Regions from separate parts of the Homo sapiens genome. Here all the other regions are linked to region 2. Evidence: chromatin contacts called from ENCODE Hi-C or POLR2A ChIA-PET data. All regions are on one chromosome and are shown on one strand. Each heading gives the region's core, a stretch centred on a gene start or an enhancer-like site at or near the end of the contact. The rest is flanking DNA. Distances are from core to core; before and after follow the strand shown.

Region 1 (4,225 bases), core at 75-2,574, 98 kb after region 2:
TCTAAGTGAAAGAAGGAAGCAGGAGACTCAAAGAAGGAGATGTGACACAGAAGCAGAGGCTGGAGCCATGAGATTGCTGACTTTGAAGATGAAGGAAAGGGCTGCAAGCCAGGGAATGCGGGAGCCTCTGGAAGCTGGAAAAAGCAAGGAAAATAGATTTGTCCCTAGATCCTGCAAAGAGAAACACATCCCTGCCTACACCTGGATGATAGCCCAGTGAGACCTGTGCTGGACTTCCAGGACCTACAGTCCTGGAAGATAGTAGTAAATCTGTGTTGTTTTAAGCCACTAAATGTGTGAAAATTTATCACAGCAGCCTTAGCAATGAATACACTGCCCAACTTGTAAGCAGAGGATGTGGTGGCTTCAAAGTCCAGGCTTTTTCCCTGCTACTCCTTTCTTTCTTTCCTCCCTCATGCCCAATATCTGTCATCTGTTGATTGGTTAGTAACATTCTCAACGCCTTACTGTTTTATTAAACTTATAAAAACAATGTATTGGTTTAAAAAAAAACAATTCAGTGGTTGTGAAGGTAAGAATCAATAGACAATTTCTCCACCGTTAGCCCCGCCTCTTATAGAAGCACATGCAGCATGTCTTCTTCATACACGAATGTAATGCTAAAGCTGATGCAGTGGCTCAGGCCTGTGATCCCAGCACTTTGGGAGGCCGAGGCGGGAGGATCACTTGAGCCCTGGCGTTCGAGACCAGCCTGGGCAACAAAGTAAAACCCTGTCTCTAACAAAAAATCAAAAAGTTAGCTGGGCGTGGTGGCGGCGCACTTGTGGTCCCAGCCTCTGAGGTGGAAGGATCGCTTGAGCCTGGGAGGTTGAAGCTGCAGTGAGCTGTGATGGCACCACTGCACTCCAGCCTGGGTGGCAGAAGCAGACCCTCCCCCTGGAGGGGAGGGGAGGGGAGGGGAGGGGAGGGGAGGGGAGGGGAGGGGGAAAGAGAGATCCTACTCTCCATTTTAATACAACTTGCTTTTTTAATTAAAAACTATAGCTAGAACCGATAGATTTCACTCGTCCTTAAAAATAGTCCTGTATTATTTTATATAAACATCTCTCGCTATTTATCAAGGCCGTCACTTGTTCAGAAGTATTCTCACTTTTGTTTTGTTTTGTTTTGTTCTTAACAATTTGCTCCCTATATTCCTGGGCTGGCGCCTAGGCCTGCATCCGGGATTTGGCGCCACATCTGCGGGCAGGGCCTCTGAGGTCTAGGGGAGGGACGGCGCCGGCCAAGTCCCGCCCCCGTCCGCGTCGACCAATCAGCTCCCTGGAAGGCCCCTCCTCACCACCCCCCACCCCCGCAGTCTCCGCCTAAGACTTTCCAAGTCCTGTAGTTTCGAGCCCGCTGCCCTTTGCCTCCTGGGCGGAGAAGCTGCTTCCTCCTGGGAACAACCGCCTCCCGCTCCTAGCAGGTTGCTACTGCCCCGAACCCGCGCTGCAGGGAACAGCGGGGCAAACAGTGAGTGGGGTTCAGCGTAGACTCTGGACCAGGAGAGGCCCGCGGTGACCGAGGCCTGGGCCCCGGGTTAGTGTCCGGGGCGGGGAGCGGTGGGCGGGGTGCGACGTTTAGCGTCTGGGGAGGGCCGGGCGTGGATTGCGGCCTCTGCGCGCGCCCCCAGGTGATAGAGCCGTTCCACCGAGGATCCCTTCCTTCGTCTCTACCCCGTTGATGATTTTTCTCTGCAGCTCGGTGCCTATTTCATTCTCGCCGCATTGTTATGCCCTCTGCTGGGCAGGAGGCGATGACCCCCCCTATTTTCGTAGGATTTGTTTTTTGCTCCGCAAGGAGCCATTAAGATCTGAGCTAGCAGGAACCCTCGAGGCGATTTGATCTCGCCAGCTGGGGGCTTGCATTCTTCTAGGCTAGCTTGTCTCCGTTAAGCCCAGGTGGAAGTTCTCATCCACCCCAGTGCTCTAGGCGCCCACGGGCGCAGTGTGGGTTTGTGGTGGGGGAAGGGACCTGGGGAGGGGTGGCGGTGAGAGCGGCGCGGGGATTCAGGCTGAATGTTAGTCTGGAATGCATTTGGCCTGAAGCAGCAAGTGCTGGGTGATACAGTTCCCTGGTAAACAGCCGAGAGCTGGCCGCTAGTTTGGCCCAACCTGCAACGGAAGAAGGCCTTAAGTACAGGAGAAAAAGATCTTTGCCAATTGGATAATCATGGAAATTTAGAAGAAGTACAGCTCGAACTAGACGTAAAGGACAGAATGTGTCTGTCTAGCTGACCAGCCAACCATCGGTCCATCACTTTCATCCTCCAAACTAGTGATTTGTTGATGAATTGGTTTCAATACTTTGTTTTAAAATGTTGAATAAAAAGTAAATGAAATATCTCAGAATGGTCTAAAAAATAATGAAACGAATGCCTGACCATCTCCTTGGGTCAAGAAATAGGGCGTCACAGTACCTTAGAAGCCCATGAGTCCCAACTGATGCCCATGGTCCATTCTCCTCCATTCTCTGAGATGTGACATCTTTCGTGATTTTTGTCTTAATTTAATGAATCCCTTGCTTTTCTTTTTAGTTTTACCATATTTGTGTGTGTATTCCTAAAACATATGTATTGGCTTTCTCATTATAATGACATTATATTAATGACATTATCCTGTACGTATTCTTAAGTTTTATAGATTCATCTTTCATGCTTCCTTCCATTTTCGTTTTCGTCATTTAAGGTGTAAATGTACATAATTTATCCATTCTACTGCTGATGGACATTGGATTGTTTCTACTTTTGGAGGTGTATGATTTATCTATAAGCTATGTAACAAATTACCCCAACACCTAGCAGCTTCAAACCAAAGCGAACAAACAAAACAAGTCCTGTTACCTCCTATCTTACAGTTTCTGTGATCAGGAATCCAGGAGGGGCTTAGCTGGGAGTCTCTGACTCAGGGTCTCTCACAAGCTGTATCAACAATCAAGGTATTGACTGGGCCTCAGTCATCTCAAGGCTAGGCGTAGGGTCGAGGACCTCTCCCAGGCTTACTCACATGACTGCTGGCAGGCCGATTGGCCTCACTGACCCTGGCTGTACACATCAGTTCTTTGCCACATGGGCCTCTGTATAAAGAATGGTTGCAACATGGCAGCTTACTCCCCCCAGAGAGAAGGCTCCCACAGAGAAAAAGAGAAAGACAGAAGTCAGATTCTTTCTGTAACCTCAGAAGCGACATCCCATTATTTTTGCCATTTTATATTCATTAGAAGTGAGTCCCTAGGCCCAACTCACACTGAAGGGAAGGGGGTGACACAAGGACATGAACACCTGGAGGCAGGGATTATCGGGGCCACTTTAAAGCCTGCCCATGTCCTCTAATATTCAAGTACACTTGTGTGGGAGCTTCCCTAGAGTATATAGCTGGGAGTAGAATTGCGGAGTTATAAGATTTATGTGTATTCAATTTTATTGGGTCATTTCTAAACTTTCCAAAGTGTTAAACCAGTTTGCACTCCCTCCAGCAGTGGATGAGCATTCTTGTTGCTCTACATGCTTGCCACAGCTTAGTCTTGTAAAATTACATTTTTTGTCAGTCTGGCAGGTATGAAATAGCATTTAACTGTGATTTTAACTAGCATTTTCCATAACTAATGAGATTGACTTTTTATATGTTGATCAGTGCTTTCTCTTTGTGAAATTCTGATTCCTGTCTCTTTCATTTTTGTATTGGATTGTTTGTTTACCTTTTTTATTGACTCATTGGAATGCTTTCTTTATATAATCTGGGTACGAAGCAGTAATTGTTAGCTATATATGCCACAGACATCTTTCCAATTTGCTTTTGAGGTTTTCTTTCTCTCTATGTCTTTATATCTGTTTCTTTCTCTGTTTCTATCAATGAATCTAAGTTTTGAATTTAATTTCAAGTTAGTAGTACTTTCTTTTATAGCTTTTCTTGTTTGATAATTGTTTTCTCAAGATCATAGATTAATTTTAGTGTATCGTTTTCTAAAAGTGTTATAGTTTTGCCTTTGGCAATTAGTCTTAATCCACATGGAAACTGATTTTTATGTTGTTTATTCCATATGGATAATCTGTTGCCCCAGCACCAGTGATTTGCATGAATCAGGATTTCCATATAAGCATGAATTCGTTTTAAGCCCCCATTCTTATTTTCTATTTGTCTAACTCTGCCTCAATACTAAATAATTTTTAACCACTATAGTTTTATTAAAAGCCTTGAAATTTGGTAGGAAAAGTCCTATCACCTGT
Region 2 (4,311 bases), core at 1,758-4,257:
GTGAATATTAATATTTATTCAGCTTATTTCATTGAGGATCAAAATCCAAATGAGTTAATGTAAATGAAATTTTATATAAACTAATGGCAATAATCGTGAAAGGGGATTTTCCCCCATATTAGAGCAGTGATGAAGGTAGGAATACACTAACTGGAGGGAGGGGAGGATCTGCTGTGATCCAAGGCAAAGCCATGAGCAAAGTAAACATGGGCTCATTCAGGGAATTTGACATTCTTGAGAGTGAAAATGGGGATCACTGAGTGAAGATTTTTAAAGACAAGCAAACAAAGATAGAGATGCATTATAAAATTTGAAATATTTTCTATGAAGGTTAACAGACACAACATAATACTAAGGTAATCAGGAAAGGTCCCTCTGACCTTTGAGGAGGTAATATTAAGGCTGGGAAGGATTCTAGGACCCCAGCTCTTTGAAGGGCTGAGGTTGTAGGGAGCTGTGCTGAAGGAGATATGATTGCCATGCTGTGATGGATGGGAAAGGAGCCAAGGAAGAAGGCAGGAAGCCAGGGCCAGAAGGTGCAGGACCCCAGAGGTTATAACAATCAGGGATCTGAACAGTGGTCTAAAAGCAGTCGGAAACAAGCAAAAGATTAAAGGTGAATGGGACATGATATGATTTACGCAATGGAAAGATAACTCTGTCGTTGCAAAACGGACTCCTTGGAGGCAAGAGCATGAGCTGTGAGCTATGAAACTAGTTGGAGGCTACTCAGAATAGGTGACAGTGAACTTAAATACTGTGGTTCCAGAGAAGCAGATTTAAGATACACGTTAGAAGCAGAATCTTTAACAGTAATTGGTGACTTGGATATGGAAGGTGAGAGAAAGAAAGAAATCACGGAGGAACCCCAAATATAGAGCTTATTACCTAGAGGTGATGCCATTTACTAAGGTAGTTAGATGGCATCATTTACTAACTATCTTACTATCTTTACTAACTGTCTTACTATCAGTTCAGAAAATCTTCTAATAATAATTTATTGAGTATTTAATAGGTGCTGGGAAGTTCTTTTCATGCAATATCCCATTTAATCCACAAAATAATGTTAATTAGACATTGCTATTCTAATTTCAAAGAAGACACTGTGGTTTAGATAGATTAAATAATATTTCCAAGTTAGACAGTGATAAAATCAGAATCATAAAGCCCAGGTCCGACTACAAAGGCATGTCCTTAACCACTAGAGTGAAACACACTGATGAAGAATATCACATTTTGGACTTACCAATGTATTTTACATTTAAAATTCCTGACTATTTTAGGAAGTGTTCTTTAATCCTGCTGAAATTTTATTATAAGCTGAGACTATTAGAGATGAACCCAAATGTTAAAAAGAAAGCAACATGATACAAGTACATATTCAATCAGACACACATAACAGAAATGAATGTATAGAAATGCTTGGTAAATGTATCTGAGAATAATGATTGGATATGTTTTGAAATATAAATTAGGAGGAGGAAAAGGCATTTTTGGCAGATGAATCAGAGTGAACAAAGGCACGGAGATCTGAAACAGTTTGAAATTTTCAGGAACTCAACTCATAATTGCTGCGTGAGTGGGCAAGTTGTGAGTGAGTGAATGAGCAGAAAAGAGATGGATGGAAAGAGAAAGAGAGAGACTCTGTTGTCACGGACCAGATCATGGAATAGTGAGGCATTTAAGAATTATCCTGAAGTATAGACAATAAGTAATCACTGTTTGTCAGCAGGATGACAACATCCTCTTATTATATTCTTGTTTTTGATGTGGGAGGATGGGTTAGGATGGGACAAGGTTGCCAAACCAGAGATTCATAGACCCGTTAGAAAGCACCCTCATAGCATACACTTAAAGATACACACAAAGAAGAGAAAAATCATTCTAGCTTATAACATTTGTCAAAGAAACAAAGATGGACATATTTAGCTATACTTGTTCACAAGTTACATAAGTTTTCACTTCTAGAGGAAGCTCTACAAGAAAAACAAAGAATTCCTTATTTCTCATTAACTGAATGAAGGTGCACTGGCACTAATTATTGCATACTGGTATTTTTATGTATCACCTTACTGCAAAATATGTACAGCCTTTTTACTTATAATAGTTTTTACTCCATTAAGCATACTCAAACATGTTACCCCTCATAGCAGATTTACCACTGGTCTAGAATCAAACATCTTTGTTTCTTATGTCTGCTGCTATGCACTTTTCCCCAACTTTGTCAGGGTTCTATACATACGTAGGTTCCAAGTAATTTGAATTTGATGAACATTTAACCTCCGCCCCTGCCAAGATAGCAGCAGTTTTTGTAGCCACCACCAGAAACAAGTTGCCAGGAAGATGTGGTGGTTGCAGCACAGGGATATCAGGTCATCGGGTCAATGGTAGGGATCTAAAGTTTGGGATCATAATCTGGGGCACTAATTTTTGATCCCACACAGAGAGATGTCTCCAAAGTGGCAAGAGGAGCCTGCTCCCTCAGCTCACTGCATAACTGGCTGCACTTAGATTTCAGGAGACAAGAATATTATCCGGACCGATTGCTAGGAATTGAGAGTGGATAGAACAGAGAGGCATTAAACATTTTAGAGTTTAAATGTTGCTGCGCTGTAGGAGCCTGAAACAGGGCTGCCTGCATAGTGAGAAAGTAATGCTCTGAGAGGGAGCACTTACCTTGGCACAGCAGCCTCTGATAGGATGAAATGTGAAAACAAAGCCTTCACCAATTCTAAAATAGGAAGATGCAGAAGAAAAAGATTCAGGTATTGAATAGATGTGAGGAACCCACTTTCTAAACCTAGAAAGAGTGACTGGGTACAGATTGCCCCACTGCTTTCAAGCTGAAAGCCAGGATAAGATGACAGGAGAGCCCTAGGCACTAGGACCACATCTGCATCTGATGTGGCACGAGGCTGCTTCGTCCAGCACCCTGGGACTAGGGTGCCCATCACCTTCCTGGTGAACATGGCAGTGATTTTAGGCACACTGAGCTGTGAAGACCTTTGGATTCTGAGGGCTTTATAGAGTACCAAGACTTTCCCTACATATCTGCCAAGACCCAAGAGAAAAGAACCTTGACAATGGCAGTTCAGTTCTCTTGTGGGATCCAAGAGAAATTTCCATTTGCCCATTGTGGTGATCTTAATTGTTTTATATGTTATTAGTTCCATAGGAAAAAAAGGTCCACTTATGACCACGCACTTTGGAAAGAACCATATTTTTTGACAGATGAAGAGAAAAATGTACTGCAGTGAAATCTCTATATACAGACTTTCGAATATTCTTCCATCTTTGGCTTACTTGAAACAGGATGATCATGCAAGTGCTCCAAATGTGATATTGATGCCCAAAGGAGACTGATATTAGTACATTTTAGTACAAGTTTAAATGACAGTTTTTGTTTTAGATACTTATGTCAACTTGTTCACTAAGTAAATTTATCCTGATGGAATTATTGTCACTTTGTCAGCTGCCCATGGGTACCATTTGACCAATAGTTCACATTCTGGTACAAAGCTCTAGTGTACTAAAAATCACTTCTTCTGTAGCCGGCAGAACTCTTAAGTTGCCCTCTCACAAAGAAAAGCTATCAGATTCACTGTGATTTGATGCAATGGTAGATGAATATATTAAAAGTTATAAACAGTTCAGTGTGGAGAGCCACACATGTTTATGGTAATTAAGCAAGCAGCCTTCAGTACAATTTCTCTTACAGGACTGAAGTATGAAAACCAAGTAGTAGCAAATAAAAGTAAGGCATCTCTTTCAAGTCTCTGGCCTTGATTTATCTCCAAGTCTCAGAAAAACTGACTTCTCTAAAATGTATTATTTTATATTAACCACAATTTTTCAACATGGTTTTAAGCTGCTGTGATATGGTTGTCACTGAGGGGGACCACATTTCTCCTCCAAAGATAGAAAATGTCCATCTACTGTGAGAAGATTCTGTGAGTTACTGTGACAATCATTTTTGACTCCTGGAGTCAACATTTTATACAAGCAATTCTAGAATGGAGATATTTAGCAGATAAACATTGGCTGTATTCTGGGACATGTTGACACGATCTTATCCTAGAATTCAGCTGTACAGGCTTTCCTTGGAGTTTTTTTTTTTTCCTATACCAATTGGTTTCAGGTTGAAGTCTTCTGCAGATTCCTGTTCAATACATACGGGAGGCAATAGGGAAACTCCAAGAACCTGTGTGTTGTGCCTGAGGTCCCTTGGCTATCTGCCTTCTTCTTTCGGAGTCCACGTATATTTGTTGTTATGTCCACTTTTTTTGTTGTTGTTTGTTTTTATTATAAGGA
Region 3 (3,846 bases), core at 1,175-3,674, 69 kb before region 2:
GCCCATAATCCATCTGGATTTCACTAAAATAAAAACAGAAAAATTCATAATTGAGTTCCTATCAATGAGTTCCCTATTCAAGTAATATTTGAAAGATTTCATCAGCAAAGGTAGATAAGTTTTGCTTCAAAGCAAGAATCATAATTCAAAGTAGAAATTATTGGAAGGTGATATTATCTTAGTCAATAAATAATCTGATCATTATTGAAATTGCCTTCTTGAAAATTAGTAATTTTATTAGGAATGAAGATTTCAGTGAGTGTTTTAATTCATAGATTAATTAACCATCTATTCAAGATGGGATTCCTTTGTCATGTGAGAAGTTGAACTAGAAGAATGCCAAGATCCTTTCCAACAATAGGATTCAGTGGTCCCAAATGTATAGAAAAGTGTTATTCACTTTCACCTCAACTTCCTTGCAATATCTGAGTCCAATGAAGATAACAATGCTACTTTTAAAATTTCATATAATAAAGGCACACAATAAAATAGAAGGACCAATGGTGTCATCTCATCTTCCCCCATCTCCAAGTAGCTAAATCACAAAATATAAATCCACAGGTATTAACTGAACATATATTACGTCCTGCTACATGTCTTAGCTGAGGGCATATAAGACTGTACTTGTTTGTAGGCACATGTAACCTGGTTGGATTGATAAGACTATTAAAAATACTCACAAATATTCCAGGAGTCCCACTGGCATATACCCAAAAGAAAGGAAATCAGTATATCGAAGAGATATCTGCACTCCTATGTTGCAGCACTGTTTACAATAGCTAATAATTGGAAGCAAGCTAAGTGTCCATCAACAGATGAATGGATAAAGAAAATGTGGTACATATACACAGTGGAGCAGTATTCAGCCATAAAGAAAGAATGAGATCTAGTCATTTGCAACAACATGGATGGAAATGGAAATCATTATGTTAAATTAAATAAGCCAGGCACAGAAAGACAAACATCACATGTTCCCACTTATTTGCGGGACCTAAAAATCAAAACAATTGAACTCATGGACATACAGAGTAGAAGGATGGTTACTAGAGGCTGGGAAGGGTAGCAGGGGTATTGGGAGGAGGTGGGGATCATTAATGGGTACAAAAAAATTAAAAAGAATGAATAAGACCTATTATTTGTTAGCAAAATAGGGTGGCCATAGTCAATAACTTCATTGTAATTTTAAAATAATTAAAGAATGTAATTCTTTACATTCACATTAAAGAATGTAATTGGATTACATTCACATTAAAGAATGTAATTGGATTTTTTGTAACTTAGAGGGTAAATGCTTGAGGGTCTGGGTGCCTCATTCCCTATGATGTGCTTATTTCACATTGCGTGCCTGTATCAAAACATCTCATATACCCCATAAATATATACACCTACTATGTACCTACAAAAATTTAGAAAAAAGGGACTCACAAATATGATAATTCTCATGTTTAAATAGCTCAGAAAAATGAATTTCATATTTTAAAACAAATCCTTTGTGTCACTCTTCTTCTTATGTAACATAAATCTAGTTTGCAGTCAATTAGGCCCATTGTTCTATAAAACCACTACTTAATTTCATGAGGCAATAGAAACATGAGGCAACCCCCCACAAACAACTATTTTACCTTACAATTTAAACAAGAAATTCAACACCAAAAGCATCAAAATAAATTATCTACATTAGGTATATCTGAAAGAGAAAAATGTTAAATTAGTCTAGTAGCTAAGTCTGTAAATAGCAGAAATTTGGCATTAACAGGTAAGAATTACAGTTTGCATTGTGATTTTTTATTACAGTGCTTCTGAAATTGTATAATAAATAAAGGTTGGATAATATAAAAACTTACATTTTACATCAGGATTAACAACTAAAAATGAGAAAACAAGGTGGATATGAGTTAGGTAAAGCTTCACAAATTAGTAAAAAGCATCTGTAAGCTAGTGTTGAAACTCTTTCATTCCAAAAAGATTATTGGGGGAAAAAAGTGCCCCAGTGGAGGTTGGATAGCTCTCAGAAGAGATGACGTTATTCTCTGCTTAGATCAACCATGCCTCAGTATGCTATGAAAGTGTGTTGCAGTGGAGAGATAAAGACCCATCACGCACACTGCCATCTGCTCCTGTCCTAGGGAAAAGGGCTCTCCCTGTACTTATCTCTCTGGTTTTCTCTGGAAGGATGTTGATGTCAAGATGTTGCTGCTGTTACTTTCTTCAGTCAGTGTAGGATTCATGATCAGAAATTTAAGCAGGAATACAATTACTTCCAGGACCTCTTCATACATTACAGATTCCCCAGGCTTATTTTAGTTTCAGGAACTCCAAAATATCCCCACCTACTAACCTTCCAAATAGATTCACTTGTTTTTAGGGCAGGTGGAACTCATATAGATTCAACCTTCCAAATAGAATCACTTGTTTCAGGGCAGGTGGAACCCATATAGTATTCCCATCCCATTTTGACTGAGTTTTATCTTCTGTGCAACCCGAACATATATTCTGTAATTTTTTCCATCAAATCTCCACAAGGAATCCAATTCCCAAAGTAGGACCAGGTAGCAAGAGCTATAGAAGCTGTGGGCAACATGTTAAGGGATCAGAAAGAAGGATAAAGCATCCCAGTGGGATTTGTTGAACCCTTTTTGTAAGATTTAACTGGAGCACAAACAAGGACAGTTCTTACCAAGAAGCAATCCCTGTTCTTTAATTTCTAGTGATTTTGAATGCAAGGGGAGTGTGAGGTGAAGTGAGGACGACCATAATCCCTGAGGTCTGTGACTATTACTATTTTCTCTGTCTTCTGAGAATGAAGAAATGAAAATGAACTGACCCTATTTTATAATTTCCGGAAATCCAGCTGAGACAATCCGATGGTGTCTTTGTGCTTTAAATTTTTCTTTTAGTCTTTTACCTAAATCCATTCTTATACTTAAATATAAAGGAGGCAGGATGTAATTTGCTAAATTAAAGTTTTTTTAATGTTTATGACTGCCAACTAAGAAAGTAAAAAAACCTATTATTTTAACCTTGAGAGAGCTCACCTGTAGCAGGTTTTAATGTGCTTTTCCCCATCAGACCTGTTCAGTAAGAGGCTTGTTGGTGATTGGTGTTCAGATTGTGTCCTCATATACTGAAAAGATGCTGCTTCCTCATATTGATGCCCAAGGGCATCTAATGCCTGGAGAGAAACAATCACTGTGACCCATATGTTGTCCACGGTCCAATTTATTAAATATATAAACTCATAAATTATATCTCTTCTTTTTCTATTTCTAATTTTATAAATATAAAAGCCTTCTATATGTCTTATAATTTTTTTGCCTAAAATTATATTTTATCTGAAAAAGATGTATTTTGTTTGATAATAGCAATGCTGAACTTGGTTTACTAACACTTAGGCTAATTTGCATTTATGTTCATTTTTGAGATTTGTTCAATAAATCACTTTTCTTCTACTGTACTTTTCTAGTTTTGTTATCATTGTTATACTAGCCCTATAAAGCAAGCTGGATTGCTGTACTTCTTTTGTCTATTCTCAATAAGTTTTACATAGTATGAAAATTAGCTGTTCCTTAAGGATCGGTAAAATTTGTCTTTAAAACTATATGGCATGGTGTTCTTTGATTAGAAGAAAATTCTGGTAACCAATTCAATTTTTTGAACATTAAGGTTTTGGATTTTCTACTTCTACATAAGGCAGTGTAAGTAATATTTTCCAAATATTTTTTATTTTTCCATAAGTCATTTGGGTACAGGTGGTATTTGGTTACATGGGTAAGTTTTTTAGTGATCTGTGAGATTTTGGTGCACCCATCACCTGAGAAGTATACACTGCGCCTTATTTGTAGTCTT

The links. A loop is a pair of places that touch in the nucleus more often than their neighbours do. ChIA-PET counts read pairs that join two places held with the same protein, here RNA polymerase II (POLR2A). Pooled maps may share reads with other maps.
Region 1: a map of ovary shows a loop between it and region 2 (2.8-fold over the local background). The contact joins the promoter of TCAF1 here to the promoter of OR6B1 in region 2. A Hi-C loop is called at or near these places in 6 of 168 maps with a recorded cell type or tissue (aorta, chondrocyte, heart right ventricle and 2 more) and 3 of 50 pooled maps. POLR2A ChIA-PET finds 5 or more read pairs at or near these places in 8 of 52 experiments (Caco-2, HEK293, HepG2 and 5 more).
Region 3: a loop to region 2 is called in a pooled map, with 1.9 times the contacts of the local background. The contact joins the promoter of OR2A25 here to the promoter of OR6B1 in region 2. A Hi-C loop is called at or near these places in 3 of 50 pooled maps. POLR2A ChIA-PET finds 5 or more read pairs at or near these places in 2 of 52 experiments (activated CD4-positive, alpha-beta memory T cell and activated T-cell).

The regions. Positions count from the first base shown.
Region 1 is chr7:143,899,275-143,903,499 of GRCh38, reverse strand. It overlaps TCAF1 (TRPM8 channel associated factor 1), which reads left to right and starts at 1,324. Exons shown (of 9, transcript NM_014719.3): 1 at 1,324-1,539. LOC105375549 (a long non-coding RNA gene) reads right to left here. Exons shown (of 3, transcript XR_007060574.1): 3 at 1,547-4,225. RefSeq lists a silencer at 1,164-1,303 and enhancers at 2,094-2,143, 1,819-2,356.
Region 2 is chr7:143,999,016-144,003,326 of GRCh38, reverse strand. It overlaps OR6B1 (olfactory receptor family 6 subfamily B member 1), which reads right to left and starts at 3,007. Exons shown (of 2, transcript NM_001005281.3): 1 at 2,677-3,007.
Region 3 is chr7:144,068,389-144,072,234 of GRCh38, reverse strand. OR2A25 (olfactory receptor family 2 subfamily A member 25) reads right to left here and starts at 2,424. Exons shown (of 2, transcript NM_001386096.1): 1 at 2,339-2,424.